Regions from separate parts of the Homo sapiens genome. Here region 1 is linked to region 2. The links are chromatin contacts, found by Hi-C or POLR2A ChIA-PET in ENCODE. All regions are on one chromosome and are shown on one strand. Each heading gives the region's core, a stretch centred on a gene start or an enhancer-like site at or near the end of the contact. The rest is flanking DNA. Distances are from core to core; before and after follow the strand shown.

Evidence for each region. A loop is a pair of places that touch in the nucleus more often than their neighbours do. ChIA-PET counts read pairs that join two places held with the same protein, here RNA polymerase II (POLR2A). Pooled maps may share reads with other maps.
Region 1: a loop to region 2 is called in a map with no recorded cell type, with 4 times the contacts of the local background. The contact joins two enhancer-like sites. A Hi-C loop is called at or near these places in 1 of 37 single-sample maps with no recorded cell type and 4 of 50 pooled maps. POLR2A ChIA-PET finds 5 or more read pairs at or near these places in 1 of 52 experiments (activated B cell).

The regions. Positions count from the first base shown.
Region 1 is chr1:116,150,113-116,153,952 of GRCh38, forward strand. No RefSeq gene overlaps it. Among named protein-coding and RNA genes, the nearest start is that of MAB21L3, 41 kb to the left of the region's middle. RefSeq lists a silencer at 1,975-2,394. Within about 2 kb of position 2,024, at least 20 of the 41 ENCODE cell types and tissues checked have a DNase peak (open chromatin) inside an H3K27ac peak, as active enhancers do.
Region 2 is chr1:116,254,815-116,258,461 of GRCh38, forward strand. No RefSeq gene overlaps it. Among named protein-coding and RNA genes, the nearest start is that of ATP1A1, 120 kb to the right of the region's middle. Within about 2 kb of position 2,342, at least 4 of the 41 ENCODE cell types and tissues checked have a DNase peak (open chromatin) inside an H3K27ac peak, as active enhancers do.

The DNA of each region.
Region 1 (3,840 bases), core at 774-3,273, 110 kb before region 2:
TCAGCCACATGCTTCAGCCAGAGTCCCAAGAGTTAGCCTTGAGGCCACCACCCACCATATTCAACCCACCAGCACATCCCTTGGCTCTCCTTTCTCCATGTAGTCCAGGTAGGCCTCATACCCTGCAGGTCAGCCCACCCCAGGCCAGGTCATGCCTCTCTCTTCCAGACTGCTGCAGACCTACTCTTGCCCCCCGACCTCACACCAGTCCTCCCCACACAAGAGCAAGGGGGGCAACCTGCAAACTCAATCATGCTTATTTTCCCTGCTCTCATCCTCCCAATAGCTTCTCATCTCTTAGGAAAAAAAAAGGGAAACTCCCCACCAAGGCCCACAAGGATTATGTGATCTGACTTGGGCCATTCTCTCTTTCCTCGCCAACTACCACGCTCCTTCACACTGTTCCAACCATACCACACTGGCTTCCTTGCTTTGCTTCAGACACCCAAGCTCCATCCTGCCCAGGGCCTCAGTACCTGTTTCCCCCTTTGCTCAGAAATCCCATGCTCCATGCTGACATGTCCCAACCCTCCCCGAACAGCCTAACACAGCTAGCCCCCAGCACTCTTGCCCTGCACCATACTTCACTCTCCCCATAGTGGTTTGCTGGTTCTCCTATTAGAATAAATATAAACTCTATGCCGGGAGAGGGCTTGTCTTATTCACTGTTGTATTATATCTCCGGCACTTGGAACAATGCTCAGTGGGTAAGAGCTCAATGAATAGTTGTTAAATAGATAATTGCATGAAGGAATGGATGAATACATGATTTTGCTCCATAATATGTATCTGCTTTGTGGCAGGGCTTGGATTTGAACCCGGGTCTTCTAATTCTCAGGCCAGGCTCTTTCCTCTACAAAGTAACATTTTGAGAGTCTGAAGAATCCCACATCTTTAGTTTTAGAGAAAGAAAAATTGCCTCTGGCTCCAGAAGCCTGTTTTCCCAGAAGGGCCTGGCTGTCCTCACTATGCAGAACACAGCTTGATGCAGCAGAGCTTGAGAATGCACACTCATGCTGCAGAGGGGCCAGCCTGGCAGCTCATCACAGCAGCCACTGACAACTGTGGGCACTGGTGGATACTTTGTAGCAGGTGTTTGCTGGACATGCCTAGCTTAACTGGGTTCCAACGTGCAACATGTAGACTGAACAACACACACACACACACACACACACACACACACACACACACACACACACACACTGCATTTAAACAAAGCACATCAGAAAAGAGTTCAGGCTTTCACCCTCCCTTCCTGCCAAGCACGGAGACAAACAGTACTGGTCTTGGTTCTCTTTGTCTCTGAGTCTAGACCATTCATTTCCTCTCATTCAACCAGCTTTATTTTTGGCGATGTAACTTTCTTTCGTGAGCATATATATTATGTTCTCAGACTTTGTAACCTATGAATCTCCTGTGAGGACCGACCTACGAATGCTCAGAATACAAAGGCCGGAGTGAGCAGTGCTCTCTGTGAGAGAGAATGTTACGGCAAATGAAAAAACCACCTTCACCACCTAAGCAGGATTCTTGCTTCTAATGCAAAATGTAACCTCCCTCTATAGGATGGATAGAGGGATATTAGGTTGAGCACTCAACACACTGGGGTGCTTACCACAGAGTACCCCAAAGTGTGGTTTAGGTCTGAGGGACCGGGTGAGCAAGGAAGGCTGCACCGGTGTAGGGACAGGCACAGTCTGGGTCCTTTGGTGGCCGGGGGTACAAAGGAAGCAGAGCCTGGGCTCCCATCCTCTCCTGCTGTCACAGCCCCTCCATGGAGGCCCTGGCCCTTCTCTCCTCCTCTCTCCTGCCTCTTTCCAGGATGTTCTTTGCCCCACAGTGAGATGTGAGGGGCATCAAGAAGGCTCCCTGCCATTGACTCTCTCTGTCCAGGGACCGCCATATGTGACTTGTGCTGTCTGTGACCAGGACGCGGGCTCTTGAAGGAGCAGCGAGGAGCAAGAGAGAGGGGAGCGGACGCCCCGACTCGCGCAGGGCTGAGGCTGGAGGGGAAGACTCACAGGGACTACGGTCTACGGGGAGGCCGCCTTGCGCGCCGCGGCTCGGAAGCGGCAGGGGGCGCCCGCGGCTCCTCGCGGCCCCGAGCCGTGAAGGGCTGGGGAAATTCCTCCCGCTGAAGGCAGAGAGCAGACTGGGACACTGCGGTTCCCGAGAGCCGCAGCCCCGCCGCCTCCGCCCACGCTGGCCCTCGGGAGGCGGAAGACTAGCTGACGGCGGCCCCCACACGCGCTCTGCAGCCTGGGGGTAACCCTCAGCCCACCCAGTGCCCAGCGAGGGGGCTCTGATCCACAGGCTCCGCCCAGCTCCCTGGGTCCTCTTTTCAGTGGGCCTCTTTTATTGCCTAGCACTGGGGATCGGGGTGGGGGGTGGACAGTTACCCCAGTATAGATACTGGCTCATCCGGACATATCTGTGCTGCTGCAGGGCACTCAGCCTCCTTCCCTGCAAGATTAGAGGGGCTGTGGAAGACAGAAGAAAGATGCTGTGCTCTTATGGACTCCTTTTCCTTAGACTAATGCCCACGGGGAAAGGAAAGGAAAGGGAAGGGAAGGGAGGGGAGGGAGTTAAGCGCTCCATCACCCCCAGGCCAGGCGTCATGGTAGGAAGGTCATAAAGAGGGTGGGTGGGTCAGAATGCTCCAGGAAAGGAAAGGATGGGACACCAAGATTTGCAGATACTGCCTATGTGCCTGGCACATATTTTAGGGGCTTTGTGCTTTATCTCATTTAATCCCCTCGGCACTCCTTTGGAGTAGGTAGGCAGCATAAACCCATTTTGCCAATGAACACTTGGAGGCTCACAGAGAAAAAAGAACTTGCCCAAGGTCATGGGCTGGAGTGGACAGAGCCATATTCTTTATGCGTTTGTCATAATGAGTTCCTTACAGTGCAGGTGACAGGAGAGACATGAAGGCACAGCCTACCAGGACCAGAAGTCCAGGAGGAAGACTCAGTCCTTCTGCTGGGCCCTGCAACCCTATGAGCCTCGCAGGAACCAAGAGAGAGGGAGTTGAGCAGAGAGGGACCCAGAGGCACCCTCTGTGGGTGCTGTTCCCTGACCTTGACATAGAGGACATTCCTCAACATGGATGTGGGTCAAGGTCCTTCCCTGATGGTGGAATGGGTGGAGCTCGTAGTGTGACAGATGGTAGAGAAAGGTGTTCTTACAATTGCCCCTGGGCTAACATTTTCCAGTTGTACCTTTGAACGCTCTAAAAAATCCTAAAAATCACTTTCACAAAAGTTAATCATTCACTCTGCAGGCCAGATGACCTTTGCTATGTAGTTGGGGTTTTGTTTGCTTTTTTTTTTTAAAGTCTTGTAGTTTGTAATTGGACACATATCCTTTAGGTGAAGAAGAAAATAATTTAGGGTCTAGTAAAAGGCTTGGTTTTCTTCTTGCCCTCCATCTCCCAGGAGTTTAGAAACATTTTCTCAGTGAGAGGCTATAAATTGAAGACTGAAAACAAATTAATCTTCCAAAGCTGTGGCCTTCATGGAGTACTATATACAGGAGACCCCAGGAGACAAAAACATACCAAAACCAAAAAATCAATAAAATCCAAGCCATCACCCACCCTGCACCTGATTCCTTAGGCCCCTGCTGTCATCTGGGTGGCAGCTAAGTTTACCAACAGAGAGGATTCTGGAAATTTCATTGGTACAGTACTCTAACCAGCTTTGCCCTTTGAGAAATGGACTTTGGAAATTGCATTGGTACAGTACTCTAACCAGCTTTGCCCTTTGAGAGATGGATTCTGGAAATTTCATTGGTACAGTACTGTAACCAGCTTTGCCCTTTGAGAGATGGATTTTGGAA
Region 2 (3,647 bases), core at 1,092-3,591:
AAGCTGTAACCCAACCACCTTGGGCACATGCTCTCAGGAGCTCTTGGGGCTGTGCCACAGGTCATAATCCTTAACCTTGACAAAATAAACTTCTAAATTGATTGAAACCTGTCCCATATACTTTATAGTTTACAACTTTATAGAGGAAGTAAACTTTGAACATTACCCTGCCCTTTACAAAATAATATTTCTTTATTTCTTTTCAACTGACCTTTTACAACATGTAATCATTGTTCCTAATCCTACTCTTTCAAGTTATGTGAATGAATCATTCTAGCTGTGCCTTTCGTGGTTTCACATGCTCTGCTCTATCACAGTGCTCAGTCTATTGTGGGTCTGCCTTGATCCTTGTCCAAAGAGGGAAATTGCTAGGGGGACCCCATTTCAACATGGTCCCCAGTGCGTGAACCTCAGTGGTGCCTTCAGACCCAGGTCTTTATGCACTAGGGAAGGGAAGACTCTCAGGATTTTGCAGAGCAAAATACAATGATATTTTCCTTTAATTAAGGATTTTGCTTTCTTGGAGAAGGGCTGTAAACTGCAACAACTACTTTATTCTTCAAAACCTGCCTCCTGCCACAGCACATTGCTTTTGTGTTCACAGTTTTCCAACTCACATCACCCCAAATAACCCTGTTCCGTTTACCCTCCTGAAGGCTGGGCCGCCCCCCACCCCCCAGCCACACTTCAGCTCCTCTAAGTGCGGGAGCTTCTGCACTGCCTAATTACCTGCCCTGTGGAAGCCAGGAGGAGACTTCAGTCCCAGCTGGAGCCCAGCTGCTAGAGAGATGGAATATTAAGACATTTTCCTTTCTTCAGAATCCTTGTTAATTCTTCCTGGTGGTGATTAGCCAGTTATTTTTAGCTCCATCTAAGCTCCCTGGTTAGTATTCAGGACTGGTTTAGACAGCTCTGAGACACACTCACCACGTTAATGCTCTGATTCCATTCGGTCCCATTGAAGTGAATAAAATTAACTTGCAGGGCAGACCCATCCCCCAGCCTCCCCAGGTGCTCCTCTCCTGCCTCTCCTTGAGGTGCTGGCTTCTGTCCAAAGGGTCTACAGTGCTGGGTCCTGGGACAAAGTCTTACAGGAGGGATCTGGGAAATGCGCAATTTTGAAACCATATGAAGTGATGGAAATAACACTGCAATGAGAGTGAAGAAATCAAGGTTTTAGTCTGAACTTTGTCACTAGCTATCTATGTAACACTAGGCAAGTTACCTTCCTTTTGTGAGCCATCGTGAAATGGTGCAGCTGGACCAGTTGGCCCCTAAGTCCTTCCCAGGACTAAGATGCTATTGAGTCACCAAGCCTAAAATAGGAGCTGAGCATGAAGAAACCTGAGCCTGGGGGAGAGTGTCTTGACAGCAAAATGCAGGTGCCTTGTTCTTTCTTTCAATTCACCTAGCTTCCCTTTTCCAAAGCGATTCTCCTGCCTCAGCCTCCCAAGTAGCTGTGAAAACAGGTGTGTGCCACCATGCCCAGCTAATTTTTTTAATTTTAATTTTTAGTATAGACAAGGTCTTACTGTGTAACCCAGGCTGGTCTGGAACCCCTGAGCTCAAGTGATCCTCTCGTCTCAGCCTCCCAAAGTATACTGTAATGTTTTGATAACTGACCACACATTCTGCCCTGGCATTCCTTTTGATTAGAGGCCCGTGACAGATCCCTCTGCATCCCCAGCTGTCCACATACCTTTTCATTTTCCCCATTTGGTTTTCAAGCTCATGGATTGTGATATTTGCACAATTTGTGTCAAAGCCACAGCAACTATGGACCCCATCCATAAAGATTCCTTTATCACTTAGACCTTTCCTGGGCTTCCTTTCAGGTAAAGCCTCAGGCCCTTCCTCCACTGTCATCTGCTCCATGTTGCTGTTGAAAGCTGGGCTTGCCAGAACCCCTTGGTCCCTGTCCTAGCCTTCCTTGAGGGTACAGTTCCCACTGGGCTGGCCTCTAGCCCCTCCACACCTACGTCACAACAGTGATGGTCATTTCTGAAATAAATAGAACAGGCATGAAGACAGTGGAGTCTAGCTAACCTGTGGCTGAGAGACATAATGAAGTAATTATGTGTTCACTTTTAAAAGGTTCCCAAGGCTTCTACCAGGGCTGCAGGTTGAATGACCAGTAATCCCTTAGGGTGCAGTTAAGATACCTGTGTCTGGGACAAAGACTTCCAAGTAGAACAGGCCAGCCGACTGCTAGGCTGGGTTGGATGGGACCAGTCCTCTCCGGCTGGGATCCTGGGGAGCCTTTCCCTGCCTTATCTCCTGGTTCACCACTCTGTACCAAGCATTCATATCTCAGTGACCCCACCCAGCTGTGCCAGAGGGAGAGTTCCCTAACTGCTGCTGTTTGGACAAAAATCAGGCAAAACCAAGCCCAATGCATCAATTTTATGCCCGTCACTGCAACCAAGTCACATTTGAAGGGACCCCAGCTGGCTGGCACCTGCCCCTCCCTCCCTCTGAGTTTTAGAGTTGAGGAAACTCTCATAAACCTTCTAATGCTGGGACTACACATTTTATTGTAATCATAAATAGAACATAATACCACAACAGGTGCACTGGGATGCTTGCTTAAATAATAAATGCAGTCAGCTTTGTTGCCTATTCACCCAGTCCTTCAGGTGCCTGAACAGCTGTGGGCTAGGGGTGGTGGAAGCTTCTGCCCAGGGTTGTATTGCTCAGGGAGAATCAGAGAGAAAATGTCCTTACCTTGAACTCAGGTTGTACAGTGTGAATGCTGACATACACCGCAGTTCTTCCACACCTATGTGGTGTGGGGCCCAGTTCGAATACCAGCTGTGTGTCGTGGAAAGACCATTTAACCACACTGAGTCTGTTTTCTCACTTGTGAAACTAAGATGCTAGAATTTAGGGTAATTCTGATGAGTAAATGAGTCAGGGAGTGTGGTTCTGGGGCCTGTGTTCCCTCTGTCAAAATCCACTCACTCCCTGGGGCTGTGATCGAGAAATCTGCCCCTGAAGCTTGTCCTTGGTCAGAGAAGCCCCCTAAGGGTTAAAAGACAATTATGGACCACTTCAACCCACTAGGATAGTGCTTATTAAAAAATAAAAAAGAAAGAAAGAAAAGAAAAACCTAGAAAATAACAAGTGTCAGTGAGGATGTGGAGAAATTGGAAACCTTGTGCACTGTTGATGGGAACGTATGATGGTGCAACCTTTGTGGAAGTTCCTCAAAAAATTAAAAATAAAGCTACCATATGATCCAGCAATTCCACTTCTGGGTATTTACACAAAAGAAGTAAAAGCAGAAACTCAAGGAGATATTTGTATGTCCATGTTCATAGCAGCGCTATTCACAATAGCTACAACATGGAAGCAACCCAAGGGCCCGTTAATGGATGAATGGATGAAAACAATGTGGAGTATAGTTCAGCCTTAAAAAGGGAGGAAATTTTGACATATGCTACAACATGGAGGAACTTTGAGGACATTACACTAAGTGAAATAAAATAGGCATGAAAGAACAAGTACCGTACTCATACAGGACTGTACGCACTCATTCAAAGTAACTACAGTGCTCAAAGTCACAGAGACAGAAAGTAGAATGGTGGTTGTTGGGGGTTAGGGGGAGGAGGGAGGAGGAGTTGCTGTTTAACGGGTACAGAGTTTTA